2 separate regions of the Homo sapiens genome follow, and region 2 is linked to region 1. The links are chromatin loops, found by intact Hi-C in ENCODE. Cell type or tissue: testis. All regions are shown on one strand. Links, peaks and the distances in the headings refer to the core of each region. The heading gives the core; the rest is flanking DNA.

Evidence for each region. Hi-C counts contacts between places; a loop is a spot of excess contacts. Peaks named below come from ENCODE experiments on the same cell type or tissue, not always from the same donor. Only the 100,000 strongest peaks of a DNase experiment are listed, where the experiment ranks them.
Region 2: a loop joins it to region 1, with 3 times the contacts of the local background. A loop is called at or near these places in 45 of 110 quality-filtered maps.

What each region holds. Positions count from the first base shown.
Region 1 is chr2:229,258,381-229,274,465 of GRCh38, forward strand. PID1 (phosphotyrosine interaction domain containing 1) reads right to left here and starts at 12,907. Exons shown (of 3, transcript NM_001100818.2): 1 at 12,634-12,907. The coding sequence starts at 12,663. In testis, for the core only: no CTCF peak of the experiment used is centred there; no DNase peak of the experiment used is centred there; H3K27ac peaks cover 2,566 bases.
Region 2 is chr2:228,696,446-228,712,530 of GRCh38, forward strand. No RefSeq gene overlaps it. Among named protein-coding and RNA genes, the nearest start is that of LINC01807, 93 kb to the left of the region's middle. In testis, for the core only: no CTCF peak of the experiment used is centred there; no DNase peak of the experiment used is centred there.

The DNA.
Region 1 (16,085 bases), core at 4,501-9,500:
AGAACGCCAAGAAAAATTATAGAGTTCATTATTTATATTCTGGGTTAGAATTTTTATTTCCAGTAAAAAGGAAATGAAAAATTCTCAGGAGTGAGAACAGAAACAGTGTATTGTTTAGTTCTCCCAACATCTAGCACTATGCCTGGCAAATAATGAGGATTTCACATACACATTTTTAACAGCTCTGTATAGATATAGTTGACAGATAATAAGCTGCACAATTTGATTTGTTTTCAATGTATGTATAAACCCATGAATCCATCACATAATCAAGATGTTGATCCTGGCTAACACGGTGAAACCCCGTCTCTACTAAAAATACAAAAAATTAGCCGGGCCTACGTAGTGGCGGGCGCCTGTAGTCCCAGCTACTCGGGAGGCTGAGGCAGGAGAACGGCGTGAACCCAGGAGGCGGAGCTTGCAGTGAGCTGAGATGGCGCCACTGCACTCCAGCCTGGGCGACAAAGCGAGACTCCGTCTCAAAAAAAAAAAAAAAAAAAAAAGATGTTGAACAAATCCGTCAACCCCAAAACTTACCCCAATCCCCTTTCAGGCCCCTCCCTCCAAGTCCATCCTCAGGTAACTACTGATCTGAATAAATCATTTTACCTTCCCACCAGTAGCGTATGAAAGTTCCTGTTTTTCCACATTCTCATCAACAGTTAGCAAGGTCGTAGTTTTTTTTTTTTTTTCAGTAGTTCTAATAACTGTGTAGTGATACCTCATTATGATTTTAATTCACATTTACCTAATGACTAATGACATTGAACATCTTTTCAGGCCAGGTATAGACCTTCTTAGTTCAAATCTTTTCCTGGTTTTTAAAAATTGGATTCTCTTTCTTATTATTCAGTTTTGACAGTTTATTTATCCTAGATCTAAATCCTTTAATATATACATGAGATGCAAGTATTTTCTCCCAGCCTGAATCTTACCTTTTCATTCTTTTATCCATATCTTTTAAAGGGCAGAAGTTTTTAATTTTGATAAAGTCCAATTTTTTCTTTGTTGATTGCATTTTTGTCATTGTTCTAAGGAATCTCTGCCCAACCCAGAGAAACTCTGGGATGTAATGAATATGTTCATCATCTTGATTGCAGTAATGTTTACACAGATACACACAAAGGCACAAAGATTTTCTGCTGTTTTTGTCCAGAAGTTTTATAACTTTAGGTTTTATATTTAGATTTATGACCCATTTTGAGTTAATTTTTGTAAATGGCATGATGAATGGATTGAAGTATCTGGGTTTGTTGATGTTTTCACTGTCATTTTGTATATGAATATCCAATTGTTCCAGCATCATTTGTTGAAAACACTATTATCCTTTCTTCAGTCGCTATGGTCTAGACTCATATGTTAGAATCCTAATGCCCAAGGTAATGGTATGAGGAGATGAAACCTTTGGGGAGGTCATAGGAGTGTAGCCTTCATGAATGGGATTAGTGCCCTTACAAAATAGGCCTAAGAGAGCTCATCCAGCCCTTACCTTATGTGAGGACACAGCGTGAAGGCACCATTTCTATGAATCAGAAACAGGCCTTCCCCAGACACTGAATCTGCTGGCATCTTTATCTTGGACTTACAGCTTTAAGAACCATGAGAAACTAATGTCTGTAGTTTCTAAGCTACTCAGTCTAAGGAATTTGTTACAGCAGCCCCCAAGCAGACTAAGACACTAGTGAACTATCTTCTCTGCACCTTTGTCAAAATAATATATATTTCTGATCAAAAAGCATAACTCTCAATAAAAGCCCTCATTGACAGCTGCTGAAATTTAAAACATGTATACTCTGACTCAGCCATATCAATTTTGGCAGTTCAGCCTAAAGAAATACAGGCACCAGTAGGTCAGGATAGACACAAAAATTTATAGCAGTATTATTTATAGGGAAAAAAAACAGAACATGAACACAACCTAAATACTCCCTCAAGAGGGAATGGGGGAATGAGTAAATAAATTATAGTCCAGCTTCACCACAAAATTCTACACAGGTGCTAAAAGGAATGAGTTGGGTCTACATATATTGACCAGAAAAGATACCCACAAAACACAGTAAAGTAGAATTTTTTAAAAAGTTGCATATATATATATATATGTATATATGTATATATATGTGCATGTGTGTGTGTGTATATATATACATATATATAATTGAAATTCATGAGAAAAATTAAACATGTGTTTACACATATGTATACACTTGCAAAAGCCTGGGGAAAGTATGTGGAAAAATAACCACTAGATAGAAGGAAACCATGGGTTTCCTTCATGGGTAGAATTGGGAATTGGAAAAGGCACAAAATTACTAACTTCTTTACATACTTCTAAACTGACTGATTTGCTACCCTAAGCAGACATTATTTTGTAATTTTTTACAATCAAGAAAGTAGTAGACATGACATGGAGCAGATGTAGAGAAAATTCTGATTGCCATTTTTTTTTTTTTTTTTTTTTTGGTGGCTGGTCAAGTAGGGATAAATATCTTGGTGACTGGTAGATACCCAAAAGAAAATTCCACACTATTATAGATTAAATTGTGTCCCTCTAAAATGTACATGTTGAAATCCTAACCCGTAGTACCTCGACATGTGACTTTATTTGGTCAGTAAGGTGGGCTCAACCACTAACCCAATATGACTGGTTTTCTTATAAACAGGGGAAATCTTGACATAGAGACACACACACAGGAAGAATATCACATGAATACTGGAGTGATGATGCCACAAGCTAAGGAATGCCAAAGGTTGCCAGTAAACTACCAGCAGCTAGGAGAAAGCCAGGAGCTGTGTCTCCCTCACAGCCCTCAGGACAAATTAACCCTGCCAGCATCTGATTTCAGACTTCCAGTCTCCAGAACTGCGGGACAACCCACAGTACCAGTACCACCCGGTTTGTGGTACTTTGCTATTGCAGCCCTAGGAACAAATACATTAAGCTACCAAGATTTTATGTCCAAAAGCAAAATAGCTACCACCAGGACCAGGCCCCATAGCCTCCAGCTCACTTACTAGGAAACAACCTCAGAAGACTTGGAAAGGAAACAGCAGTTGCCACTGCCCACATTACAGGTGGCTTGTACAGCAGGATTCCGCTCTCACCTGAGGAAAAGTAGGCCCATTCCTGACGTGAAACCATCAAAGCATGCAGTGGGTGAATCTGTGAATTTATTCTCAGACCCACAACTATAAAGCAACTCTGAGGAAAGGTTTGTCATGAAAGGATTAGGATGGATCTAACAATTATGCAGCTCCTTTCCCCTGGTAACTGTCCATTCCCCTCCTGCTCCCATGGACACAGGGGATATTCCTTCTAGAGAAGAGAATGAAAAGCAAAACAGCATTTTAAGACCAGAATGACTCTTCACTCTCAGAAAGAGACACTGACAGAGCAGTTCTGCAGTTGGACAGGCTCCCTGCCTTCGTCTCAGAGGGACTGGAAACATTTGTGCCTTCCTGGCTGTATCAAAAAAAGACAAGCTTGCCCAAGAAAATAAGTATTATGACATGGCTGACTTTTTTTTTTTTTGTCTTCAAAGTGAGTTCCAGAATAAGAACAGGCTCTTCACTAAAATAATTTATACAGTTATCAAGTAAAAAACAAAACAAAACACCAAACCAGGTACAAATAATCAACCTGACATACCATGAGGCTCACCTGGAGGTCAATTTAAATATACTTCTTTGTCAGCTTACAGGTTTTCCTAGTCAGGAAGAGGCAAATCACAGAGGCTGCTACCCAGAGAGCCTACAGGGACTCTGACAACCTAGTTTGTTTTGAGGATAAAATCCTTAATACTAGTCTTCCCTTGGTCTCAGCCTGTCTGGAAAAGTTTCACTGAGGTCCACCTCAAAGTAACTGTGTTTCACATTCCAGCCCATAAGTTTCATCTCCAAAGCGAACCATCTTCAGGCCTGAAGCTCATGTACCATATTTTCCAGAGGACCTTCCCTGAGCAACACAGCACATGTTACACTCAAGGTTTGCTGCCTTTTCCTAGGATGTTGTCCACCAGAAGGAAATAAAGGAGAAAGAAGCAATAGCTTAGTTGTTTGCTGTTTTCATTTTTTTTTTAATCCACAGTAGATAAACTCACACTCGGTATTAAAAAAAGGATTCCTTATAGACACATGCATTGTGTCGCAGTATGTGAAAGTTGGGGATACCTACATCACAGAAGTAGAGTGACCAAACATAGTCAAGAGGCTATATGGTTTCACTGGTGTAGTAGCTACCTAGGGCTGTTGTAACAAATAACCATAAACTGGGTAGCTTAAAACAACAGAAATTTAATCTCTCACCATTTCGGAGGCTGGAAGTCCAAAATGTAAAGGTTGGCAGGGCCACACACCATCCAAAAGCTCTGGAGAAGAACATGTCCTCGACTCTTCTAACATCAGGTGGTTGCCAGCAATCCTTGGCATTCCTTGGCTTATGATGCCATAACTCCGGTTTCTGCCTTGATCTTCACAATGGCCTTCTCTGTGCCGCTTCTGTGTCTGCAAATCTCTCCTTATAAGGACATTAGTCATTGGCTCTAGGGTTCACCCTAATTCAATATGACCTCATCTTAACTTGCTTACATCTGCACAAACCTTATTTCCAAATAAAGCTACATTCACAGGTACCAGGGGTTAAGACTTCAACACATCTTTTAGGGGAACACAATTCAACCTTCAACAATGAATAACATATGGAGGCTTGGGTTTGAATCTGAATTTTGGTCCCTTAGTAGCTGTGTTGGTTAGGAATGTCAAAGATACATGTAACAGAAGTCCCAATTCACATATGGGCATAAACAAATGAAAGGGGGTCACATTTTTCTCATATAACTTTTGTTAGGAGGTAGGTTCAGGTGCTGCTTACTGATCCAAGTCCTTCCATCTTATCATGCTAGCCTTCTTAGTGGACTGGTTTTAAGGCTTGTCATGTATTGCTGCAGAATCACAATATGGCTGCTGCAATGCTAGACATCACATCTATGCTCAGGACAGCAAGAAGACAGAAAAGGAGGAAAAGGCTATTTCCCCAAGAAGCTTTATTTGTTATTCATGAAGGTAAAGTATCTTTAGTAGATATCCTCTCATATCCCAATGGTTAAAAACTGGTCTCTGACAATCCTTGGACCAGTATGAGATTATTATCATGGCTGGGCTAGAACACCCACCCTCAGGCCAAGGTATGACCATCTGCTGCCTGAACAAGCTGGGGCTTCATCTGCAGAGAAAAAGGTGAGATGGAAGATGTGTAGTTAATGAACTCAAGCAAAAGTTATCTGTAGTCTCTGGAGAATTGTTACATCATCCAGAAAAATGAGACAACAAAATCTCTGTCCCTTAGAATTTTCTCAAGGATTAAATATGCTTTTCATATAAAACAAAATGTCTGCTCCATGACACAAGAGGCACAGTGCTTAGGAGTGCAGACCCTACAACCAGTCTGCTGGCTATGAACCCCAGCTCTACTGCCAAAGGCTGTTGGGAGGACAGGTCAGTGCTGGGAACACAGTAAATACTAAGAAAAAGGTGGCTGCTATTGTTATTATTACTGACACTACTACTAAATAAGCCTGCAATGAATGGTAGCTGACATTTCTTGATTTTCTCCATACTTGGAAATGAGTATGGCTGGAAAAGTAAAAATCACCAATAAAACCCAATTAAATGAGAGTCTGCTAGCAGCACTGCTGGAGTGGAAGGAAATGTTGCTTCTGGGACCCTGACCACAGCACCCCTTCTCTGTGCCCTGTTTGAGAATACTTGCCACGCTATATAACCTTCTAGCTGTGGATAGTTGGGAGCAAACATGCATTTGATGGCTTCTAGAACGGCTTCACTTATCTAAAATTTCTTTTGGAGGAGTGGACTCTCAACTCAGTAGTATACATGAAATTTCCCAATAGTCAACTTCAGCACGACTTCCCTTACTACATTTATAACATGAGAGAACTAACACTTCATCCTGACCTGGAGACCACCGCCTGGCAGAAACTAAAGGAGATATAAGAGGTATGTCAACTCAGACCATTTTCAGGATAGTCACACCCAGGCCTCTCTAAAACAGGGACCCAAGTGATCAAGGGCCACAAGGTATGTGGCCCCCAAGTCCCAGCCCAGCTCACCCATACCCTAACACCCACTATCATATATGAACCTCCATCATCTTCACCCCCAACTGTAAAGACAATTGCATTCTGTGCGTCGCACTTTCCTATACATTGAGAATAAAAGGAGCTTCCCCAAGTGAGGAGACAGAGACAAGTGGACAGTGAGCAGGTCATTAACATACTGGTTCTGGCTTATAAAGCTGAGCTAGCTAGGGATCTTCTTCATATGAACAGAAACACTGAAAGTTACAATCATACTAGGAAATATATATTAAGTCCAACTTTGAACAATAAGGAATAGGACCGTGAGTCCTCTAAGTTTACAACTATGCCCTTCTTCTCACCCTTCACCCACACCCAGCATAGTACTTGGGACGTAGTAGATGGACAAGAAAGATGGACAGAAGAGAAGACAGGAGCTTAGATCTAAACTCAACACTCCATTCCTACAGTGACCAACCATAACAACATTAAGAAGTGCTTCTGTTTATTGAGCACCTACTATACGCTACATACCAAAATCTCTGCAAAGCACATCTCTCTATTTTACAGATAGGGAAAGCAAAGCTCAGAGAAGTTACAAAACTGAAACATTGCTAGTAAGCGATTGTGTCAAAATTATTTATAAAGAGACAGATATGCTTTTTTTTCGTTATTTTTTTTTTACCCAAATGATTTCTTATTCAGGAAACAACCTGGCTAAGAAGGCCATTACTGGAGCCTCCCTTATCAAAGTAAGAACTCGGTTGAAACATAAGAGGGCAGAGGAATCCTGGGCCATCAGGCATGGGAAAGAAGACCTCAGCCAGATTATTGATCCACGTGGCATCAGCATTAAGTGGAAGAGCATGTCAAGATGCTGGAAGCATTGAAATATGCCAGTCACAAAACAAGTCTGTGTCTTTTCCCTGACACCTTCCTTTTGCAGTCTTTGGCCTCAAGGGTTGGACCTGGTGAATACACTGATGCTTTATCACTGATTAGCAGCTAAATAGGGATCACAACTTTTTTTTTAAGTGAACACAAAATGACAGTAGACTAATTCCACTAGACTTTAAGGAGGTCTTTGGACAAACGACTCAACTATTTCTTCTTGCTCTACTTATATAAAGCCTCTGTTTAAATTTGTGTCCACAGGGCTGAAAGAAGCACACTGCAGTCATTGAGTGTTCTGGACTAGTTTTATTTCCTGACCACTAACAAGTCCCTGAACTGCTGCTATTCACAGAATAAAATACCTTGTAGAAGGCAGCCTGATCTCCAGTACCCTTGAAGCTGTAAGGCTGATTCTCCCAGAGTCTCCTCCAAGGCTAATTTTCATGGTAGAATGGGGTCAGTGTGGAGGGGTATTGGTATGGGAGGGACCTAATCTGGAACATCAAACAAAATGCAAAAGTTGCCTAACACTCCAAGATAACTCAGTACAGTCAACACGAAACAGCCATTAGGCCATGGTTAAGCAAGGGGCACAGAGTTTGTTCCCAGGCTAGGATTTTGCAAATCGCTTGAAAGAGATTTGCTGACAAACTTGGAGAAAGACTCAATGATGTAAGATAGCATTTTATTCCTGAGGGAGACTAAGGCCCCGGATTAATGACAACTCCTAGTTTTCTTTATGAACAATAGGGCCCGATGTTTTGTGCTTACTCAACTACAATTGATGAAAACAACAACAAAATCTAGAATGGGTTTAGTGAGAAACCTGTGCCTCTGTAATAATAGCTGTTGCTTTTTTCTAAGCAACCGCTCTGAAAATCTCCAACCTCCTCCCTCCTTCTCCCCATTTTTTTTTTGTCTAAACTTGGAATGAATGTGTACACAATCCACCCTAATCACCGGCTTTCAAGGTCTCTAGTTTGGATAAATGCTATGTGCTTCAGCTGAAAAGCTCTTCAATGGCACTTGTGAATTTTAACTTCAATAGGAGACAGCAGCTTATGTGCCACCAAAGATTTGAGCCACCAAAAACAGAGTAGCCTTTGGTCAACCCACTGCTTCAGCAAGAAATAGGACAGCAGCCTCTCTGAGCCCACAAAACAGTCATTGCTCTAACTGTATTTATTAATAACAACAGCACCAACATGTACATTGCACTGTGCCTGTCTTATCCTTCTGCACTATGGTGAAGTGCTTAAGAAGTAAGGATTGGAACCAAACTGTCTGGTTCAAACTCCAGCTCAGTTCATTTCTAGCTGCTCAACGCTGGCCAAATCACTTCGACTCTCTGGCCTTCAGTTTCTCTCTAAAATGCGGATAAAAGTGGTTACAGGATGCAAATGAGCCAGATAGTTAAAATAAAGCTCCTCGGCACAGTGCCACACACAGTGCCTGCACCACAAAAGCAGGTTACTAGTATCTTCCCATTCTTAATCCTTGCTCCTTTTGTCAATTTGGTCAGCCTGGAAAAGTATCAGATTTGCCGGTTTTCACCCTGCCTGATGGGCCAGGGCTAATGGTCTCCAGTTGACGTTTTAGAGGGTTCTCCAGTCTCACTTCTCAGGGGAAAAGTGAAAGTGGCATCATCATAGAGAAGAAAAATCTAGAACGATCCACACTCCAAGTCAAGACAACATCTACCAGATAGGACAAGGCAGAGAAAGGGTGAGATAATCCTCAGAGGAGGACTTTGGCTCCTAAAATCCCCAAATAGTATTTAGCTGGAAACTTCAACCACTTCATCAACCAAAAGTTTCAGAAGAAACCAAAAGAAAGCTTTTTCAGGATCTGGGGTCCTCCCTACTCTTCACTGTGTTTCTCCCTCTTGTGGAAGTGCTAGTACACAGACATTGGCCACAACGAGGATGAAAAAGGAAGTAATGGATGGAACAGAAAAAATTGCCCAGGCTGCAAAACTCAAATCCAGCTTTGTGAATAAAAAGCTGTTTTTTCTGAATCTGCCATGGAGAAATGGTAATCTCAGTGAAGACAGCTAGATGATTATATTGGAACCTTTATAGAATGCCTCATGAGAAGATGGTTACATGTAAACTTCACAATTAGAATCTGCTAGAACTCATACGCCTATCACATTCCACTCTATCCTAGTAATAACTACACCAAAGACCTTTAAGGATGTGTTGACCTCCTTCGTTTCTAAGTCAGTCTTGATTCATCTTTCTCCTCCTATCAAGGCCTCCAGAAAATGCATCTGGTAGCTCAGTGAAGACATTTGCTCTGAGAAAATACTTGTTCCTATGGATGGGACACAGTCTTGCATGGATGGGTTTGTTACTTCTGAGGGATCCACCCAGTACAATCATCAAGTCAATCCAGAAACTCATACAAATTTTAAAATTTCAAGGCCAGAGGTAATCTCATCTCTATTTCATAAAAACCAGTAGGGTTTTTATTTGTTCAGAAAAGTCTCCTTTACTTTTCTGAAAGGAGTCTGTTTCAAATCTGCTTCTTTAAAAATGTATAACACTCCTCAATACCTCCAAGAAAAAAAAAAAGTCTGCTGTGCAGACGGGAAGGTGAAAAGAGAAGAATTCATATTTATTCACTGTAAAAAGTTGGGGTGGTAAATTAAATCTTCACATCCCTTTTGATCCTATTATATTTTTAATGGCAGAAGCTCCCAGCGAGGGCTCGAGTGGGATGCAATAGAAGTTTTAACATTCAAGGGAGCAGATGAACTTGCCTCGGTTTGTGTGACTGAATGAGAAATTACCCAGCGCAGCTCTGCTCAGGGCAATAGGTCCCTTTGCCTGTGCTGGATTTGGGTCAAACAGCTAAACCTCAAATCAGAAAATATCAGCATCATTTTGTGGGGACACAGAAGTGTGGGTAACAATAATGATAATCAAACCTGATCAAAGATGCCATTTCCTGAGCAACGGAGCCAGTTGCTACACTCAAAAGTCCATTATTTAGAGGGTGACTGTTCTACGCAAAGATCTATCACACTCCCCTGGGACACAGACTTCTCAAACCAGCTTCATCGAATATGAACTATATCATCAAGAAAGGGTCTGGTTATTTTCTTCCATCCCCTCTTTTGATTCTAGGTATTGATAAAATAAATTGACTCCTTAGTCCTATTAGGAAGTTCTGGGAATGTTTCCTTGACGAATTTTCTTCACTCTGGCTCATCTAAATTAGAATGTTTGTATTAAAGATAAATGAGAAAAAAATTAATGAGGTCGAATGAGAAGGTTTATAAAGATTTGTGAAAGGCACATGGAGCTCAGACATCATTAAAGAGCAGAACTCATTCTCAAGTTTCCTATCCAGCATGATATCCACTGCTATCTCTGTGGCCACAGAGCCTGGGAGTGGCAAAGTGGCTTCTCACTGAGGAATCGGACAGGCATGTTTCTATATCACGGTGAAAGGAAAAGAAAAGGAAAAAACCCCAGACAGCAAACAGAGATTGTGACAAAGATAACCACAAGGAATGTAAATAAAATATGATAAGCAGCTCACTCACCATCTCATCCTCAACAGCTCTCTCAGAGGCAAAAGTAAAAACATATAAATTATGTGTTTTCAAGGAGAGTCAAGCAATACTCTTTGGGAAGAAGCCACGGATATAAAAAAATTTTTCCGCATTTGTCTCACTTCTCTAATCTCAAGGCTTGAGATGTATGTACTTTCAAAAGAGACTCATCGAAATTTGGGCAGCATGAAGTTGAGCCCCCTGTTGGTAAGGACCTTCCAACAGTGACTCGGTCTTATTGGTGATAAGCCCTGTTTATATGAGCTTTCAAAAGCCTAAAAACAGGTTCTTTCAACATGACACCTTGAAATAAAATAAACGCATTGCAAACACCAACTGCAATAAACCAGGCTCACGCCAAAATGCACACGTGCACATTTCACAAAATAAGGGGGAGACATTTCTAGTGAGGAGCAATCTCTATGGGAAGGCAAGCGAGAGCGCCCACCTGCCAAGGGTCACATGCTCCAGAGCGCACAGGATTCCCTAAGTGAAACAGGCCGGTAGGAAGAACTTGAATAGTCAAAAATCTACAAACTCTTCAGAGGTACAGATCATCAGGCCATAAAAGCCACCTCAAGGAATTTTGGTCACATCTCTCTAAGGACTTCCAAAAGCTACCCTCTGCACTTGAACAGGAAACCTGCCAGCTCCCCTCAATCATTCTGCTCCTTTGGAATAGAAGTTACGCCTTTAACCGAAGGAGAACTTCAAATGCGCCACTGGTATCTGGTGCCACTGCCAAAATATATTTACATCACCTTCTATCAGTCATTCAGAGCCCAGTGCTGATATTCTCTTAGTAAGACAAGGAGGGGGTTAGGAGGTTGGTCATCCACCTCCTCATCTGCAAGGCTAAATGCAGGTTTTCTTGTTTATTCTACTTGAGACCCTGGGGAACTGGTCTGGTGTCTCAGGCTCTGATAAATTGAACACACTCCCCGCAAATCATGGCCCAGGGAGCTTTGGAAAGGAGCTGTGGGGCATCTGTTTCTGCTAAATGCAATGCCCTCTGCGGGTTGTTCCTCTGTATGAGGACTCCTAGACAAAGGTTAGCCTCTCCCTGCATCTGAGAAACTGTGCTTGGGGCTGTAAATGTTCATTGAGAAGCCTCCAACCTAGCCAGGGCCTGGCCTCATTGTCCTAAGTCTTCAGATGCACTCAGCCTCCAATGGTGCTGTATTTTACCAGTTAAACACGTCTTCAAAGTTTACTACGAAACAATGTGGCTCCTAGCTTGCCAAAAGTTTAACTGCAGGATTCAGTGGATTTTATCTGGCAGAGTAGCTGCCGTGACTCTTGACAATATTTGCCAGCAAAAGGCAGTCCTCAAACCTTGCAACCAGGGCAATCCCAAGGCCCAACGTGTCACTGAAGGAGTTCTTCTGGGAAAGGTCCCTCTTTCTCTTCAATCGCCTCCCGCAAATCCCCAGCTTCCAGAATCCAATTCAAGGCAGTCTGGCATTTCAGGAGACAGCAGTAAAAAACTTTTGATGGGATAACCCAGGACATAAATATTCCTGGCTGAACCTACTTTTGATTCTTAAATATCTGAAGGAGCTTGGGTTTAAGGAAGATAAAGGGAGAGAACCAATGAATAGGGAAAAATAAAATAAGTAGCATACCATGACCAAGCCAAACCAAGCTTGATATTTCCACATTATATTGGCAAATGGATGCTTTCACATATCACTTGTTCTGTCTTTCCTGGTGACCACAAAAAAAAAAAAAAAAAAAAAAAAATCTGGCTTCAAAAATCCTAACCCCAGACCACTGCATTGTGTCAGTGGAATGCAATCTAAATTGCCAGTCAGAAAGTCCAACCTTATATGTACCAACCAACACGCACACAAGCACCTCCAAGCCAAAAGTTGTAACGCCTGAACCCGTGCGTTTATCAATTTCATCATCCCCATACCCCTGCCGGGTTCCTGGCGCTGGGTAAACCGACAGCATCATGTTGCCATCGATGCGTCTTACAAGATGGTTTTGGGCAAATCCCCTAAAGTAGGCAGAAGCAAAAACTAGGTTCCTCTGCCCGGGCACCTCCTCCTCCAGGCTGGCCCCCGGCTCCCGGGTGCCCCTTACCTGCAGGCGCTCCGTGGCCGGCTGCCACATCTTCCAGCCCTGGGTTTTGGCAGAGGAGACGCTGGCGAGACTGTCGATCGCGCCGGGGGGCGAGGGGCTGGGGTCCCGCTTTACATCTGGGGTCGGTGTCCGCGGGATGTGCGTCCTGGCGCTGGCCACCGCCGCCGGGTGGGCGTAGGGGGCTGCGAGCAGGAGGAGGCGCGGCGCTCAGCTGCCGGCAACTTGTGGGCACGGCCGCGCGCCGGCTGTCCTGGCGCAGCTGCGAGAGGACTGCGCAGCTCCGCCCGGGCCCGGCGAGCGCGCGGCGGCGGCGGGGGCGGCCGCTCCCTCCTCCCCCGCCGCCGCCGCCCGGACCTGCGCGCTCTGAGCATGCCCGGGGCGGGCGCCCAGGGGCCGCGCGGGGCGGGAGTGCAGCGCGGCCGACTCTAAATCCTAGTGAGGGGTGAATGGGGAGGCTAGAACAGCCGGCCCTTCCCTGCAGGAAGCCCCCATTGGGTTGGGGTCTGGGAAAAGGGACAGACTGGCTGAGGGGGGAAGGGCCTGGAGCCGGGGGTGGTGGGGGCAGCGGGGATGTCGGGGGTGGCGGGGGTGGGGGAAATTCCTAAAATAAGGAAACCGTAGCCCCGGGGGTCCCGGGTTTCCATATAACAGGCATCTCTGAAGTGCCTGTGCTGTGCCTGGCGCTGTGCTAGGGAGACACTTCCATTCATTCTTCCCACTCCAGTTAACTGAGCATCTATTAGGCTCCAGCCCCTATGCTGGGTTCTGAGGATGCAGCGACGCAGAATAGAAGACAAGAGAATGTTCCTTCTCTCTGGAGCTTACCTTCTGCTTTGGAGAGAGAGTCGTGACTGAGCAAACACATCAACAAGCCGGTGCTATATCGGGTGGTGATAAAACAGGGCAGATGTGGGAAGAAGGGGAGAGGAGAGCTTCTTAGACAAGGGCCCTGGGGAATGCCTGGAGTAAGACCTGAGAGATGAGAGGGATTGGCCACGAAGAGGCCATGCTTCATGATGGGGAGAGGACTCGACTCCTAACCTATACAGGGGTGAGGAGGGCCATGCAGACTCCCGAATCACTAACTCATCCTGAGATCTGCCAGGTGCAGCAGGAGGCTCTCAGAACCCAAGGGAAAGCCGCTCTGGGCTCGCAGGCCTGGAGGCTCCCCGGCTAGTGCCGGCCACCATGAGATGACTTCCTGTCCTAAACAGGCCAGCCCTTCCCATTCTCTTGACAACTCGGCAAAATAACTATTAATATTTTCACCATGTGGATCAAACAAATGAGGCTTATAAGGTTTAGGTCACTTGTCCAGGTCACACAGCCAGTGAGTGGCTTAGAGAGTGCACAGTCAGATGACTTCAGGGCAGGAGATGTGGCCCTGCGCCTCTAACTGACCATGGAAACCCAGTGGAAAGAGCATCCGTCTAGGGCTGGGGGTTAAAGGCACTTGGCAAGTCAGGGATACTAAGCTGATTCTCGAGCTGATGAAGAGTGGGAGAGGAGAACATGGTGGGAAGAACTCAGGACATAGAATGACCAAAGAGAGGAGCAGAGAGAACACAATGTTTGTGGGGAGCCCTAGGCTCCTACAAGGCAGGGTCCTGAGAGCAGAGGGGTGTGAAAGAGAGGCATTTCATACTGAGACAGCTGCACAGCTTGGGCCGTGAGCTACTCATGCAATGTCAAAATCCACACTCCATGTCTGGAAGGAGGATCTGTCCATTTTCCTTGTTCTGCATGACTACAATGATTTCCAGATATGGAACCACTCCAGAATCTAACCCTCAGCTCATCGGACCCTCGCAGCAACTCTCCGTGGGACAGAAGCCCCTATCTCCCAAGGCTTGGGGAGCACAGGGTTCACAGAGTCACACTGTGGGGAGTTACAATGGCGATTCAGATCCAGGATTCCAGGCAGATCCTTCTGGACCCTGCGGTTGCTATGTTGGTGCCACCAGCCTTGGCAAGCCCAGGACCCTCAGTGCCTCTAGGAGCCTCTGGCAAAGCCACAGAGCTGCCTCTGAAGAGCTTGTCTCTGTCTCCCTGGATATCCACAGGACCCTCCCACTCCTGCCTGATAACCACCTGAACCTTCTCAGCTCCTTCTCCAGTTCCTGCTACTTGTTCTGAACTTATTAATAAATCTCTTTTCATGAGGTGTTTGCCTGTCAGCCCGCACAGACATGTGCCTCACATGCTTGGTGATATGGTCTCTGTTTGCTTTTCCGGTAACTCCTCCTGCACACCTCCACACCTACAAAATTCCTTATGACCTTCCCAGCCCCCAGTTCTCTTTTATCAAATCCCAAAGTAGAAAGAAATGCAATTCATTACAAAAATCTAGAAAATCCAGACATGCATATAAACCCCACCCCCCAACCCCCCCAGGAAGCTAAAACAGGAATATTCAGTTGCCAGGGATGTCTTCAGACTTAAGCTCTGAAACCATCCTTGCTTGCAGATGCTTCCGTGGAAAAGTGATTTTGTTTTAAATAGCAGTGGAATGAGTTAACGGCCTAAATTCAAATCGCATTAGAGCGTTAAATCCTGTCTTCTCACCTCCAAACGTAATTAATTGTTATGACTCAGTAATACAGCTTTTAGTACGGAGTATGGTGCTATTTAAAGAGAAAAAGCTTTGGCTCTGTAAAGATTGCTTTCAGTTACCGTTCCCACTTTGCAAACAGATTTGGTAAAGTAAAGAATGTATTTAAACTCAAATGGCACTCCTGTTTCAATTACCTTTATGCCACGAATCAGGAAGCTAGGGGAGGGGGTGGAGGAGGGGCAATTGCAGGCTTGTGGGAGGTGACAAAAGGATGGGACAACCTCCCACTCATAGATTTTGCTCCCAAGTCTTCCCATTCAGGAGGAGCCTGCAATGAAGGGTGAATGAAATAGAGACATCTGCTGGCTAGAGATGAGACCTGCATGCCAATGTCTCCCAGCTCTGTTCTGTGACATTGGAACCTCATCCTTCCTGGTGAATCTGAAAATGCTGCCTTACGATGTAAACAGGTTTGTTCTGAGCAAGAAACCACCCTTAAAATGAGCAGAAGGTGTTTTGGTGCAATGAGTAGAAATATTAGGCATGTAAATGTGTGCCTAATTTCATGTACTTAGTCTCCTGCAATTACCGAAACAGGTCTAATCTTGTCAATAAATACCATTTGAAGGCAAATGACAGAAATCAAAAAAGCTTGACAAGGCACAGATGCGTTATTCACACATTTGGTTCAGAAAAATAATTACAGCATCCCTAGAAATTGTGTTAAGCCAGATTTGATCTAGTTCATGGTTCTGAGCCCTAGCATAAGCAACCTCAATGTCCAAGTCAGAGTAATGGTGAATGAAAGTATGGTCCAGCATATCAAAGAAATATTAAAATATTATGCAGCATTTAAAAGGATAATTATAAAGTTGTGTTGCAGCTGAAAATGATACAA
Region 2 (16,085 bases), core at 6,440-11,439, 560 kb before region 1:
TACCAATCTGACCAAGGGCTAATATCCAGAATCTACAGAGAACTTAAACAAATTTACAAGGAAAAAACAACTCCATCAAAAAGTGGACAAAGGATATGAACAGCCACTTCTCAAAAGAGGACATTTATGCAGGCAACAGCCATATGAAAAAATACTCATCATCACTGGTCATTAGAGAAATGCAAATCAAAACCACAGTGAGATACCATCTCATGCCAGTTAGAATGGTGATCATTAAAAAGTCAGGAAACAACAGGTGCTGGAGAGGATGTGGAGAAATAGGAACACTTTTACACTGTTGGTGACAGTGTAAATTATTTCAACCATTCTGGAAGACAGTGTGGCGATTCCTCAAGGATCTAGAACCAGAAATACCATTTGACCCAGCGATCCCATTACTGGGTATATACTGAAAGGATTATAAATCATGCTACTATAAAGACATATACATACATATGTTTTTTGCAGCACTATTCACAATAGTAGAGACTTGGAACCAACCCAAATGTCCATCAATGATAGACTGGATTAAGAAAATGTGGCACATATACACCATGGAATACTATGCAGCCATAGAAAAGGATGAGTTCATGTCCTTTGCAGGGACATGGATGAAGCTGGTAACCATCATTCTAAGCAAACTATCACAAGGAAAGAAAAGAAAACACCACATGTTCTCACTCATAGGTGGGAGTTGAACAATGAGAACGCATGGACACAGGGTAGGGAACATTATACACTGGGGCCTGTCAGGAGGTAGGGGGCTGGGGGAGGGATAACATTAGGAGAAATACCTTATGTAAATGACGAATTGATGGGTGTAGCAAACCAACATAGCACATGTATACCTATGTAACAAACCTGCATGTTGTGCACATGTACCCTAGAACATAAGTATAATAAAAACAAAAACAAAAAAACATAATACAGAAGTAGCAAACATTAGAAGCAGCTACAACCCTCTAGGTCCAAGATGGAGAACCTGGGAAGGAGCCACCTCCACGTCTCTCACCTCTTCAGGGGCGAATTGCATTCCTTGTTGGAAAGGGTGTGCAATGGTCACTGGATGGGAGAGAAATCACAGTCTCTTTGCTGATGCAACTTGTGGGAAACCTAATATTTTGGGTTGCCAGGAAACATCTGTTCACAAAAAGGTGCTGCATCTCTGGACTCATTGCAAAGCTACCTGAGGGATTCCTGGGCAATTGATTCATGGAGAGGTGATGTACTGGTGGCACTCTGCTGTGATGACGCCTGAGGAGGTATCAGGGAAGCTGCTGGCTGTACATGATGCTGGCCAACCTGTACTGCAGGAACTGGGCCCTGGTGAATGTTCATGGTGGAGGAACCTAGTGAGAGATGTGCACCAAAACCAGGAAAATAAACCCTTTCCCCCTAGAGCAAACGTACAGCAGCACCGCCTACTGACAATATTGTACCAGCTGACAAAGGAGAACTATCCACAGGGCCCATCTCAGTTACTGCAGAATAAGGAATGGAGAGTGAATTTGGAATTGAGAGACAATAAGTGGATGACTGTCACAGTCAGTGTTAACAATGAGGTTTTGCTCTTTAGGAATAAGTTATCTGAAGACAAAGCAGGAGGAAGGTCTGTCTTGGTCCTGGATCACTGCTGCTAAAACTTAAGCATGCAAGTCAATCACCTGGGTGTTTAAATAGATTTCTGGGCCCCATTATGAGAATTCTGATTCAAGAGGTCTACAATGGGGTCTGATCATTTACATTTCTTACCAGTTCCTAAGGGATGCTTGATACCGTCTTCTCCTTTTACCTTTAGGTAATTTATCTATCATGAAGAGTTTCTTATTTTTATCACCTAGTTTTATGACCAGGGCCACACTTTATGTAGAACACTCCTTCTGTTCTCTTCTAACTTAGTTATTATACACAAGGAGAAGATAATCTTGATCTTTCTAAAAGCATACATTTGAAATCTTTAAATAAAAGCAGTCCCACACAACTGCATTTCTGATCATTTAAAAATGTATTTTCTTTTTTTTCAATTTAGGATTTTCTAAACAGATTAAAGAAAAGTAATAACTATAGTAATATTTTCTCAATTATTCTAGTACAGTATCTACTCACATCACATATTTAATATGACTTGGAATTGTCAATTTCACATGATTTAACACTACACAAAACATTTTCAAACTGCATGAAAATGTAACCAACAGGTTTTTCTATTGAGAAGTTGTAATATAAAAACGTACAAAAAGATTTGAGGGGAAAAAAAGTAAAAACTGTCCTGACAGCGGCTTTCCTTTGTTTCAATATGGGGTTAAATGTTAAGAATAAAGATAATTTGACCTAGCTCTATTTTTCCTAAGGTTTATAAAATATCTTTCTTTCATATAACTGAAAAATATGGTAACTGTGATATCTCTTTAGTCTTAGTAAAATAAACATGTCTTTATTAAGTTATAGGATGGTAATGAGCTTCACGTTGAGCTGAGGCACTAACCTGAGTTTATGCCCCTGGAGACTTTTGCTTTTCAGGCAAGCATACCTCAAGGTATACATGTCACGTTGTTTCAGGTGACCTTTAATTTTATCCCATAAAATAATGTTTGAGCTTATCTCATTTTGCCAATTATTTCCATGACTTACTGACACTCTTGCCAATAAATCAGTGAGGCTGTTTTCTTAATGTATAGAGACACATTACAGAAAAAGCCTAGGTGTGAGTCACAGTTCCTGGGGTTTTCACGTGAATTTACCAACAAGCTTAGAGGCCTTCAACAAATGCTTATGTTTCCCTTTCTGGGCCTCAGTTTTCTCAAACGTAAAAATGACAGATTTAAAGAAATTATTTCTAATGAACTCTCTACCTCCCTGATTTTATATTTTTTATCAAATATCTTAAAATATAATATTGTTGGGCTTTATTAAACAGAGCTCATCCAGAAAGGTTAATAAAATCACTGGGGTTTTTCTCTTTTATTATGATTTTTGAAATAACTGTATGAGTCTTTTGTTAATATAGATAAACAGTGTTGTATAATGGTGGACACGTGTTAATGTCTGGGCTGTTGTCCCACTGATTTTTTTTTTAATAACAATACTGATAACGGCAAATGAGGTATTAGCCTAGTCGGTGTACCACAATAAAAGGAACCACTATGTGGTAGTATAATGCAGAAAATGGTAGGAATCGGGGCTCTAGCTGTAATGAGATGTGCTTTGTCTGGTCATATGGTCTTCAACTTGAATTATTTAATCGATATAAACTATAGTGAACTAGTGACTTAGAGAATATTGATAACACTGTCAGATTGTTTATAAATAATACCAGCATTATACATTTTATAGTGAAATTCATTCCAAATAATAATGCTGAAATGTTGGCATTTTTCAATATTTCAAGAATGTTACAAGATTAATGAAAAAAATAACAAGTACAATGTTAATTTTTTGAATTGGCACTATGAATTATTAATTGTGGAAAAAGGATCGGGCAAGCAGAAAAGGTTTATTAATTTATTATTTTTAATTTTTTTTTAAGATTGGGTTGTTGACGTATCATTTTCCTCATTGCCATGCAGGTGTGAGGTGATGTCTTTTCAGTGATTCCAGATGAGGCATGGCCTAAAGCAGAGAATGACGCATTCTCAGATCATGCGATCGTCATAACTGGGCTTCATCCACCTTCCCAGAGATTTCCTGAGAGGCTCCAGTTCAGACCTTAACACCAGCCACTACCCCACATTTTCCCTCCACCACCACACATTAGCAGGGGAATAGAACAAAATGGTGAATTCAGTGGGGAGAAGTCCCTCCACTGGAATTCCCTCATGGGGAGATTATTCTCTCCTCTCCCAATGGGAAAATGCAGTAAGTGTCCCCCAGAAAAGGGGAGATGCAGAAGACACTTATGAAGACTTGGGTGAGTGGCCATGGTTGAGGTGCTGCTAGGAACCCCACAGCAGAAGGAGCAAAGATTATAGAGGACTGAGGCCCCGTGAGATTTCAGTTATTGGGAAAAAAATAAACAATAGTTGCACATGCATACCCCAATGAGGTAATATTGCTGAATGTACATCTATTACAAGGCTTTTTCTCCATATTAGAGCTAAATTTCAGCTGCCATCTAATTTCCTGTTAGAATTAGCACATTAGTAGGTTTGGATTTTGTGACGCATCTTAAAATTCTTCGTTTTTGCATTTCATTTGTCTTTTTGTCTCCTGTACCTGGCAGAGTGCCTGGCACAGAAAATGCACTCAATAAATACAGAACTAAAAAGACACCGAGGCAGGAGAATCACTTGAACCCGGGAGGTGGAAGTTGCAGTGAGCCGAGACGGCGCCATTGTACTGCAGCCTGGGCAACAAGAGCGAAACTCTGTCTGGAAGGAAAAAAAAAAAAAAAAAAAAAGACGTAGTGTTTGTGTGTTTGTGGTTATTTTGAGGATTTTTCTCATGGTATTTTCATTACTCAGTTTCCTGTGTGCTGTTCTTGAGGCAGCTGTTGTTAGAACAACCACACATATTAAAATAATCCACAGAATGTTAAAAAATACTGATGCCTAGATTCTCCCTACTTAAGATTTTGATCTAATTGGTCTGGGGTGTAAGCTGGACGCAGGGGTTTATAAAAATTCCCAGGAGATTCTAAAATACAGCCAAGATTGGGAACTACTGTCTAGATTATCTTCCTTCTTACCAATTCTTTCTTCTGCTGTATCTAATCTACAATTTTACCCATTCATTGAGACTTTAATTTTAACAATTGTGATTTAAATTTCTAAGACATCTTTTATTATTTTTAATTGATCTTTCTATTTTGCTATAGTGCCATTTTCTTATAGTTTCCACACCTGCTTTTATACTTTAATCATTTTAAATTTGTTTTACTACTTTTATGGCTAATTATTTTATAGGAAATTCTTCGGAATCTACCCGTCCTACTTCATGTGCACTGTCTCTTGCTTACTGAACCTTGTTCTCTTGCATGTTTTATAAATTTGAATTGTAAACCTAACTTAAAAAGAGTTCTATCTGGAAATCCTGACAGCATGGTTTCAAGGAGTTTTGATTTGTCTTTGGCAAAATACACAACAGTATCTCCACAGCCCTATAAATCCTGTTTTATATACATTTCTGGTGTTCTGTGTTTCTAAATCACAGAATATTTATACCTCCCCACTTCAAATCACTGTAGTGGACAGGGCTGGGGTTTAGAATTCCCAGAGAAGCATTTTTTCCCCTGCAGCCAGCAAAGGGTAGACAATGTTGTTCTTTGCCAAATGTGTTAGCTCTCTTTAATCATTACCTGCTTCTCCCAGGCTGAAAGTTTCTTTCCCTAGTTCCACAAAAAGCTGGGAGCCCAATCCCCTGGTTTGATCATTGCCCTTCCCTGACACCCCTCCAGGAAAGCTGTATCTCAGTTCATGTTATTTGCCCTGTGGTTTATTTCTGCTATAAGATTTCACTTCTTTGTTGGTACCTCAACTATGTGTTGAAAATAATGCTCTGATTACTTTATCTGGCATTTCTATGGGTTTATCTCAAGGGACTTTGCAGATGAGTCTATCTTCTTGATCACCTCACCCTCGTCCCATTCTTATCCCATCTTAACACATTGTGCATAACAGATGCTCCAGAATGCTCTTTGATCTCAGTGTCTACTCAGCCTCACTACTCCATCAGCCCCTGCTGTCTTGCTGGAGCCCTCAGTTACAAAGAGAAATATTTATCATCCTTTTACCTCCCTCATGGCTTATTGACTCAATTTCTTTCACATGTGTTCATGACACTTAGAGTGCTACCAAACTTGCTCCCTGTTATGGATGAAAGCGTTTCTTAATAGCTCACCTGTCCCAGGATGGTTGCAGGCCACAGAATGATCACTTTAAAATAGTCATGGATTTCTAAAGTTTTTAATGATTTTGAAAAAAAAAAAAAAAAAACCTAACTTTTTTCACCAAAGGGTCTTGCATGAATGCATTTTTTGTTTGTTTTGTGTGTGTGTGTGTGTGTGTATTTGAGACAGGGTCTCACCATGCTGTTGACTAGGCTGTAGTGCAGTGGCACAATCTTGGCTCACTGCAACTTCCATCCCCTGGGTTCAAGCAATTCTTTTGTATCAGCCTCCAGAGTAGCTGGGACTACAGGGACATGCTACCAGGCCCCACTAATTTTTGTATTTTTAGTAGAGACGGGGTTTTACCATGTTGGCCAGGCTGGTCTGGAATTCCTGACTTCAAGCAATCTGCCTGCCTCTGCTTTCCAAAGTGCTGGGTGGCATAAGCCACCGTGCCCGGCAGGATGTATATTTTTAATTAAATGAGTTCTACAAAATATATGAGATTGCTGGTTTTCTTTAATGTACTTATAGGTAAAGTCTGGCTGGTATCATGTACTTTACATTATAAACTAAAGTAGAGACTTGTGTATTTGCTACATATTCAAATTTACTTTGTTGATGAGGATACTGGGAGGTTGTGCTGAAAGATTCTTCTTTATTGATTGCACACATCTTAAAGGGAAGAAAGTGGTTTACAAAAGACATTTTAAAGGACTTCTAGAAAGATAATAAAATAGTAATCAAGAAAAAGAGATGGTTGCTCCAAAATAATATGGTGGGAAAACAATAATAAAAATAACTGTAATGTAATTGGAAATTAGTTTTTAAATTATATTGGTTTACTTAGCTTTTCAAAAAACAAAAGAAATAAAAGATAATGAAAATAACATCCATCATCAGATTTCTCAGACTGCATGAAAATGTCCTTGCCCTTAGTTAAAAAAAAAAAAAAAATCAGTGTCTGTTGCATGTGATTAGCCAGGCTTGGTTTTGATTGTTTCCATTACGATCTTCTTGTTAGAGTGTAATGAGATGCAGTCCTGCACGTATGAATACCCATCGCCTGTCACTGAGCCATCTGTCCACAACTTAAAGGCATGAAAACGCTGTCTGCAGTGAATGAGAAAAATGGAAATTTATATTAGAATCGTTCCTTTTTGTTCTTTGTTCATGATTGAAAGCCACTCGACATCTATTCACTGGGATTCAGACATTTAACAGGCAACCTATCTAACAACTTTAAAATGTATTCTAAAATTGGGGTCTATTTTGACATCTGGACGTTGGCCAATCTTTTCCCTGAACCAGCTTTTTTTTTTTTAAGAAAGCTTTAAAAAATAGACTTTATTTTTTAGAGCAGTTTTAGGTTTATAGAAAAATTGAGCAGAAAGTACATAGCTCCAGTGTACTCCCTTCCCCCAACCTCACTTTCCCCTATTAACATCTTGAATTGGTGTGGTACATTTGTTACAATTCACAAACAAATATTGTAGTTTAACTGTGCCCCCAGATCCCCTGTCTTTTACCTATGCATGTTCCTGCCGCAATCCCTGGGGTTCACTGAGAGGTTTTACTGCCTCTATAGTTGTTCATTTTATAAATATTATAACATTGGAATCTTACAATATATTGTCTTTTCAGACTTTTTTCATGTAGCAATATGTATTGTACTAGTTTTTTAATTGTCTTTAATTTCGATTTTTAAAAAATTACTCACCAGTCACATCACTAATGTCCATTACCAAGTTAAAAAAATTTGTCAGGAAAACATTTAAACAAGTTGCCAGAATAAGATTAAAAAATGTACTCAATACTAAATAGCTCACTTTATAAATGGAGATAAATAAGAAAGGAAAATAAAACAGGGTGATGATGTGTGATAGAAAGAGATATAGGCATATCTCTTTGAATTTTTGAGCCTCAGTTTCTTCATCTCTGAAATGGGGATACTATTATGACATTCCAAGTTCTTCACGGTTAGACATCTTATGTGATGTATATTGAAGGCACTCAATGGCAATGAAGGAAACAGAGAAGAAGCAGAGAAGAAAAGTCACAAGAAAGAGGATGAGAAGGATGAAAATGCTAGAAGAGGAGGGAAGATACAGAAGTAGGAGGAAGGAGGAGACTTTGCTGTAACCTAAAGTAAAAGTTGTTTCTGAGAACAGGGTTTCATCACATCAGGATATGAGACTGTCTTGATAGGTGTGATGTAGAAAAATATTTACCTTTTAGAGGGTCTCCTGGCCATGGGAACCTAGGTGATGTTTCAAGAATCATTTTCTGAAATCAAAATAACAGCACAACAGCTAATGCCCATTTCTCTTCCTTAATGATTTTGAAAATATATATAAAGAAAAAGAATTAGACTAACGATAGTGGAAGAAAAATGGTAATACAATATAACTATCATATTTTAGCTATTTCAACCCAAAATACTCCTTTTTCCTGGTTTTCCATCAGTCTTATCTCTAAATATTACATATCAAAGTAACTATTACAGTCTTCTTAAATATGGCTGAATGTTAAAGATCAAGATGTCACTTTGCTAATAACTATGAAACTACATAAGAATTTGTTTCAACCTAAGAAACATGAAAAGGCAAATAATTGTTAGGGGTTCTATACACCTAGATAATGCGTTTTACAAGGAAAGTTTCTTCTTTGAGCTAACACAACTGATTTAATCTAGGCAGCCCGTAAGTTTTCCTAGCAGTAAGGATCCTTGGAAATCTTACTTGAGGAGAAGGGAAACTCTTTTAGGCATCTGTGGGCTGGCGTCCTTGACCCCTCAAGAGTTATCTGAACTCTGCATATCCCAGGGGTATCATCAGAGTTATACCCTCTCCAGAGAAGATGCACCAACCACATTGCTCACACAAGTGGACAAGACTGACACCTACACATTTTGAACCCTAAGTCTCTAGTTCCTAGAATTCCTTTCCCTGAATCTACAAAGCCAAGGGACACTCAGGGTGAAGAGTTAGTCTGTCCCTTCCTCCTCAAACTCCTGGGGCACCCTCAGATCATCCTTAGGCACGCCCACCTTCTCAGTGCTGGTGAACCAGTGTTTTATCTGAGAGTCTTCCAGAGCCTTCTAGTTCATGTTTATTTATGATTCCCGGAGACCAGCCCTAGTCTCCTTTTGTCTCTGAGGTAAACAGCCCTACTGCAGCCTCGTCTCTCTCTCATCAGGCTCTGTGGGAGCTGAGACAGATGACACTTCTTTGTGTCCTGGCGTTATGCAGACACACAGAGGAGTGCCTTTCAGATCCCCTCAGGACTGCTGTGCTCATAAGACTGGTTGGCTGACAACCCCAAGTTTTTTGCTCCTTCAGGATCCACCCGACTCATGCTCAGAGCTGCCTCCAGAAAATGAGCAAGGGCCTCATTGCAGCCCAAAACAACTCAGCTCTAACAGGCCAGCTTTCCTGCAGAGCAGCCCCTTGGGCTGACAGAGACTTTGTCAGCCTGCATCACAGCCCGGTGGCTTCCCTGTTGCTGTTCCTTTTCTTTCTTTGGTGTGTCTCCTCCACAAAACTTTTGCCTTCCTAACTTGGTCTCGGCATCTATTTCCTGTGTCAGGTATTACCTACACAATGAACTAAACCAGTCCTTAACTGAAGAGGGTGAGACCCATGCTGGGACTCCAACATCATGATTAAATGATGACTAGAAGGTAGAGACCAAGTCTCCCTCATGGCCCACAAGGATTGTGCATAATAACCTTTCAATAAAGGTTTGCTGAATTCCATTTTCAAATATCTTGTGCTTCAGAATTCATCTTTGGATACAACATTTTTGCTTTTTATTAACATAGCCATCCTCCACTTCCCCTAAAGCATACATATGTATGTGTTGGGCAGAAAGTCTACACTTTCTTTGCTTAGGCATGATTGTACTGATTAAAAACCACCTCACAAATTCAGGTTAACCCCTTGACTGCTGCAATCTCCTGCCTTCACACAGGAAGGATGCCCCTTCTGTTCTTCATTCTTCCTTCCTTGGTGTGACTTAGTGTCTCTGCAGCTCTTTTGGCAGGCTGTGCTGGGATGTCATTTTCCAAGAAGGGGTCCACTTATTCAGATGAATGCCTCCTTTATTTATTGTAAAATGTTTTGGCAGCTATGGCAAATAGAGATTAGGTGTGGGCTGCTTTGCCTTTGAACACAACTTGCTGAAACAGTAGGGGACGCATCTCCCACATTCCGGGAGGATATGCCATCTAATAAGTCACATGGAACCCCTGAAATTTCCATTCACAAAAGGATCACATGGAACCCCTGAAACTTCCATTCACAAAAAGATTGCTTTGGGTAGGCAGCACATAATAAGGTGCCTTTTCTGCAACATTATTAAATAGAAAGTTTCTTCATGGTGCCAGGAGGTTATATTCCTTGTAAAAGTTGTGTTCCTTCACAAGTTGTGTTCCTTCACCATTCATAAAGGACTGTTGGGAGATAGATTTGGGCATTTGGGGAATTAGCTTAATTTACTTCTTGAGCAAAATCTCCAGGAAATCAACATCTGGCTCTTCATTTCCTGTCTACCAGTCATCTTTTGTACTCTCTGTCCTTTGGTATTTTCCATGCCAGCAGCACAAACTGGAAGAAACCAAGGACCCTCTGATCACCTGATCCAGCAATGTTGTTTTACCCTTTTTAGGTGATCTCTCTTGACTTTCAATTCTAAATCTCTCCTGTCTTTTCCAGTTTGACATTCTCCTCTTTGGTTCTTCTTGCTCTTGAATCCTTTTACACCTTCTACCACCTAATGATAAGCTTCCTTGGGCTCAGTTTTGGTAAAATTACTCCTTATCAGAAATTTACTCTTTTTTTGTTGTTGTTGTTGAGACAGAGTCTCGCTCTGTCACCCAGGCTGTAGTGCAGTGGCGCGATCTCGGCTCACTGCAAGCTCTGCCTCCTGGGTTCACGCCATTCTCCTGCCTCAGCCTCCTGAGTAGCTGGGACTACCAGTGCCTGCCACCATGCCTGGCTAATTTTTTGTATTTTTAGTAGAGACGGGGTTTCACTGTGTTAGCCAGCATGGTCTTGATCTCCTGACTTCATGATCCACCTGCCTCGGCCTCCCAAAGTGCTGAGATTACAGGCGTGAGCCACTGTGCCCAGCCAGGAATTTACTCTTACGACTTTCAAATCTATACAACATTCACTGAATATCTGAATTGAAATCCCATTTTGCCTAATTGTCTATGAATTATGAATCAATATTTCCTAATCTCTATTCAAAATCAGTGGTTAATTTCAAATGGACATAAGCCTCTCAGGAATGCAGCGTGAAGCTCTTTATTCAAAGCATAGTTTTTAAACCTGAGATCCACAAAACCTTATGATGGCCATTATTATAGGTTCCTTAAGATTGTGTGCCCAACGGTGTGTGTGTACATATATTCAGCTGTATGAACGAAGCACACAAACTGAAGAAGTGTACACATAGTAGAGAAAATGGACATTATTCAGAGTGGATATATTGTGGGTGAGCCCAGATAGAACCCATTAGTCTCTACAACAGAGAAAAAATGGCAGTGATGGCTTTGGTTTCCTTAAAACAAAACTCTCCTATAATAACCTGAAGCCTTCAGTATTTCTGTGGAAACGTATTCATCACTCCTGCTATTTTCTTTGATGAAAGTTAGTTTGAACAATCTCTTGGCCCTTTTCTGCCGCCTCACAGCATCCTCTCCAGAGGATGAGAAGTATATGAATTTAGATTAAAAAATAGAAAATATGTAAATTAGCACCCACTTCCTCTTTTCAGCCCAATACTAAACTCTGTCATAAGAAGACGCTACTGAGAAGTCCTGAGAAGTTTGATGGATTGAATAGTGTCTACATATAGATTTACTATTAGCAATACCATTTGGCTAACATGCTGAAGTCTTGTTCTTCAACATTTGTATCAGCTGATTTAACTTTTAATTTTCTATTTTAGGTATCTCATTTCTAATTTTATTTGTATTTCATTTTTTCCCATCATCCTCTTATGAGGAATTCCAAATATATATCAAAGTTGAATTTTTTGTAATGAATACCCATATACCATTAACGTTTTACTACACATGTCTTAACACGTATCTGTCCATTTATCCATCTCTATCCATCCCTTGAGCCATTTTTGTTTGAGGCATTTTAATGTAATGCCTCAAAAAAGAAAATAATGCTTCACTTTCCCCTATAATTCAGCATGTATATCATTGGAGTTAATTTTCATTTTGAGATTAAATATTCCATGAAATTCACAAATGTTAAGTATATATATGTTGTGGTTTTTTTTAAAAGAAAATCAGTCTAAATTTATTTAAAGTCAGAATCATTTCAGAAAAAAATAAAATTTGACATCAACAACACAGAGCAGAGTATTCGATCTTGGCTAAGAACATTTACCAAGTAATTAAAATTACAAGTCATGAATGCTTAAAAATACTTTGTTCTTCTAAGTGAATTGAGGATGACCCCTAAAAATTTTGTATTTATTCATTAGGCAAATAATTAATTTTAGATAGACTGAGGAAAGTTAAGTTTCTGACCAAATAATAAGGAATTCTTTTATTATTATTATTATTATACTTTAAGTTTTGGGGTACATGTGCAGAACGTGCAGGTTTGTTACATAGGTATACATGTGCCATGGTGGTTTGATACACCCATCAACCCATCATCTACATTAGATATTTCTTCTAATGCTATCCCTCCCCTTGCCCCCCACCCCCTGACAAGCCCCGGTGTGTGATGTTCCTCTCCCTGTGTCCAGGTGTTCTCATTATTCAGTTCCCACTTAGGAGTGAGAACATGCAGTGTTTGGTTTTCTGTTCTTGTGTTAGTTTGCTGAGAATGATGGTTTCCAGCTTCATCCATGTGCCTGCAAAGGATATGAACTCATCCTTTTTTATGGCTGGATAGTATTCCATGGTGTATATGTGCCACATTTTTTTTATCCAGTCTATGACTGATGGACATTTGGGTTGGTTTCAAGTCTTTGCTATTGTGAGCAGTGCCGCGATAAACATACATGTGCATGTGTCTTTATAGTAGAATTTTGACAAACGCATACACTAAAGTAACTCAAACTCTTGTCAGGTTGTAGAACATTACCATCACCCCAGAAAGTTATATAATTCCACTTCCCAAAAATCCTTACCCCATATCCCAGAAGCAACTTCTTTCTTGATTTTTCCCATTAGAGATTCCTTTTGCCTGTTCTAGAACTTTATGTAAATGGTACCATACCCGCAGGATGGACTCTTGTGTGTAAAGTTTCTTTCACTAAGCCTAATAGTTTTGAGACTCACCTATTTGACCGTATGTTAGTAGTTCATTGTATTGTTACAGATGAAGTGTATATCATTGTATGAATACACCAGAGTTTATTCATTCTCCTGTTGGTGCACACTTCCAAATCAGGGCCATTATGAATAAACTATGAACAATCTTGTGCAAGTCTTTTGGTGAACCTACATATTCATTTCTTTTGGGCAACAACATAGGATAGCAAGTGATGAGTAGATAGAGTAGGTATATGTTTAGTTATATGAGAAATTACCAGATCACTATATAAACAAGTTACACCATGTTATATTCCCACCAAAAAAATGAGAATTTCAGTCAGTCTACACCCTCAAAAACAATCAATATTGTCAATCTTTGTACTTTTAGCCATTCTGTTGACTATGTAGTATCATGAGAATTTCAGTCAGTCTACACCCTCAAAAACAATCAATATTGTCAGTCTTTGTACTTTTAGCCATTCTGTTGACTATGTAGTAAAATTTCCCTGTGGTTTTAATTTGAATGTATTTGATGACTATGATGGTAAGAACTTTTTAATGAGTTTCTTAGCCATTTGTACGTCATTTTGTGAATGCCTGTGAAATCTTTGTCCCATATTTTATGGGGTTACTTGCAAGTTTATGACTGAGTTTTAGGTGTTCTTTATATATCCTGGACACCAATACATCGTCAGATATATCCTGTGACTATTTTCTCCATGTTTATGCCTTGCCTATTAATTTTCTTAATGGTGTTTTTGATAAGATTATTTTTCATTGGATAAAATCTAGTTTTTTGATGTTTCTTTTATGATTATTTCTAATTGTGATCTGAGAAATGTTTGTCTACCCTCAAGTCATAAAGATATCCTTCTCTGTTTACTTCTAAAATCGTTATAGTTTTAGATTTTACATTCAGGTCAATGTTCTATCTCTACTTACTTTTACATGCAGTGAAAGTAATAGGTTAATGTTCATTTTTTTCCCCACGCAGATATCCAATTATTTCAGCATCACTTGCTAAAAATACTTTCCTTTCGTCTTTGGATTCCACTGGCAACTTTATTGAAAAATCAGATAACTATGTAAGTGTGTGTCTTTTTCTGGTCTCTCTGTTTCATTGATAAATTTGTCAATACTTCTGTCTGTATCTCACTCCCTTGATTATTATAACGTAAAGTATTACAATCAGGCAGTGTAAATGTTAATGTTTGTTCTTTTTCAAGGTATTGTTTTGAATATCGATGTTCTCTGCCTTTCTATGTAAGTTTTAGAATTTCCACGTCTGCTTCTACCAAAAAAAAAAAAAAAAAAAAAAACCTGCTGAAAAATGATTGTGATTGTGTTTACCTTGTAAATCAGTTTGGAAAGAAGTGACATCTTAACAATATCAAGTCTTCTAATGGTTTTTCTCTGCATTTATTTGGGTCTTTTTGAATTTCTCCTACAAGTTTGTTTCAGTTCTCAGGTTAGAAATTTTGTGTGTTCTCAGCGAGACGTAATCTTAAGAATTTTAATATTTTGATGCTATTATATAGTAATTAATTGTATTATTCATTTGTTGCTAGTATACAAATATATAAATGATTTTTGTACATTATCTATAGTAAATTCATTTATTAGTTTCTGAAGTAGTTTATAGATACCTTAGGATTTTATACACATACAAAAGTCATCTGCACCTAAAGACAAATATCGTCCTTCCTTTCTGATATTTACGTTATTTATTTATTTATTTATTTATTTGGGTTTTATTACTGGCTAGATTTCCACTGCAATGCTAAATAGAGATAGTGGGAGTGTGGATCTTTGCTTTGTTCCCAAATTTAGGAGGAACATTCACTATTTCATCATTAATCATTATGCTGGCTGTAGCTTTTTAATAGCTATTATTGCAGATGGAGGAGGTCTCCTTGTATTTCTCGTCTGCTGAGAGTTTTTATCAAAATTGAGTGTTGAATTTTGTCATATGGTTTTTCTGCACTGATTGACATAATCATATGGTTTTTATTTTTTGTGCTTTCGATATGGTAGCTTAAACTGATGTCATTGTTGCAGTGTTGAGAAACTCTACTTGGTCATGAAATATAATATTTACATGCTAAACTACACGCATCTATGTTTAGGAGAGATATTTTAGTGGGTATCTGTAATGTCTGTCAGATTTTGGTGTCGGTATTATGCTAATTTCATAAAATGATTTGGAAGGCATTCCCTCTGCCTATGTGTTTTAAATGAAATTAAGTTCTCTCTGAAATCTTAGATAGAATTCACTTTTGAAAACTTCTCAGTCTAGAATTTTATTTATATAAAGGTTTTGATGAGTTCAATTTTTTAACACATACAGAGATATTTTAGGTTTTCTTTTTTTTTAACTTGTGTCAGTTTGACAAGTGGTATTCTTCAAGGAATGTGTTAATTTTTTCTAGATTTTTAAAATTATTGGCATGAAGTTCTTTATAATATTACCTTAAAGGTAAATAAAGCTATACATTTCCTTGTAGCTAGCTAGCTGCATCCCACAAATAATAAAATGTATTTTCACTATTATCCAGTTGGAAATATTTTCTTATTTCCTTTCTGATTTCTTTCTATGACTTATTTTTTAAGTTAGATACATATCATTTATCATTCAACTTAAAAATATTGTTTCTCCTGAATATCTTAATATATATTTCTAATATAATTCCATCTTGCTAAGAGATTACGTGAGATGGGGTGATGTCAGTTATTCTAAATTGATAAGGCACGTTTTATGGTTCAGCATATGGTCTATGTTGGTAAACATATCATGCTCAGTTTATAGATATATTTTGTAATTGTTGTTTAATGTTCTATAAATACCAAGGATACAGTAGTTGATAGAATTATCCAGATTACTAATATTTTATCTGATTTTTTTCTATTTGTTCTATCCATTGCCAAGATAGGGAAATTAAAGTCTCTTGTGATATCATTTATTTCTCCATAGAA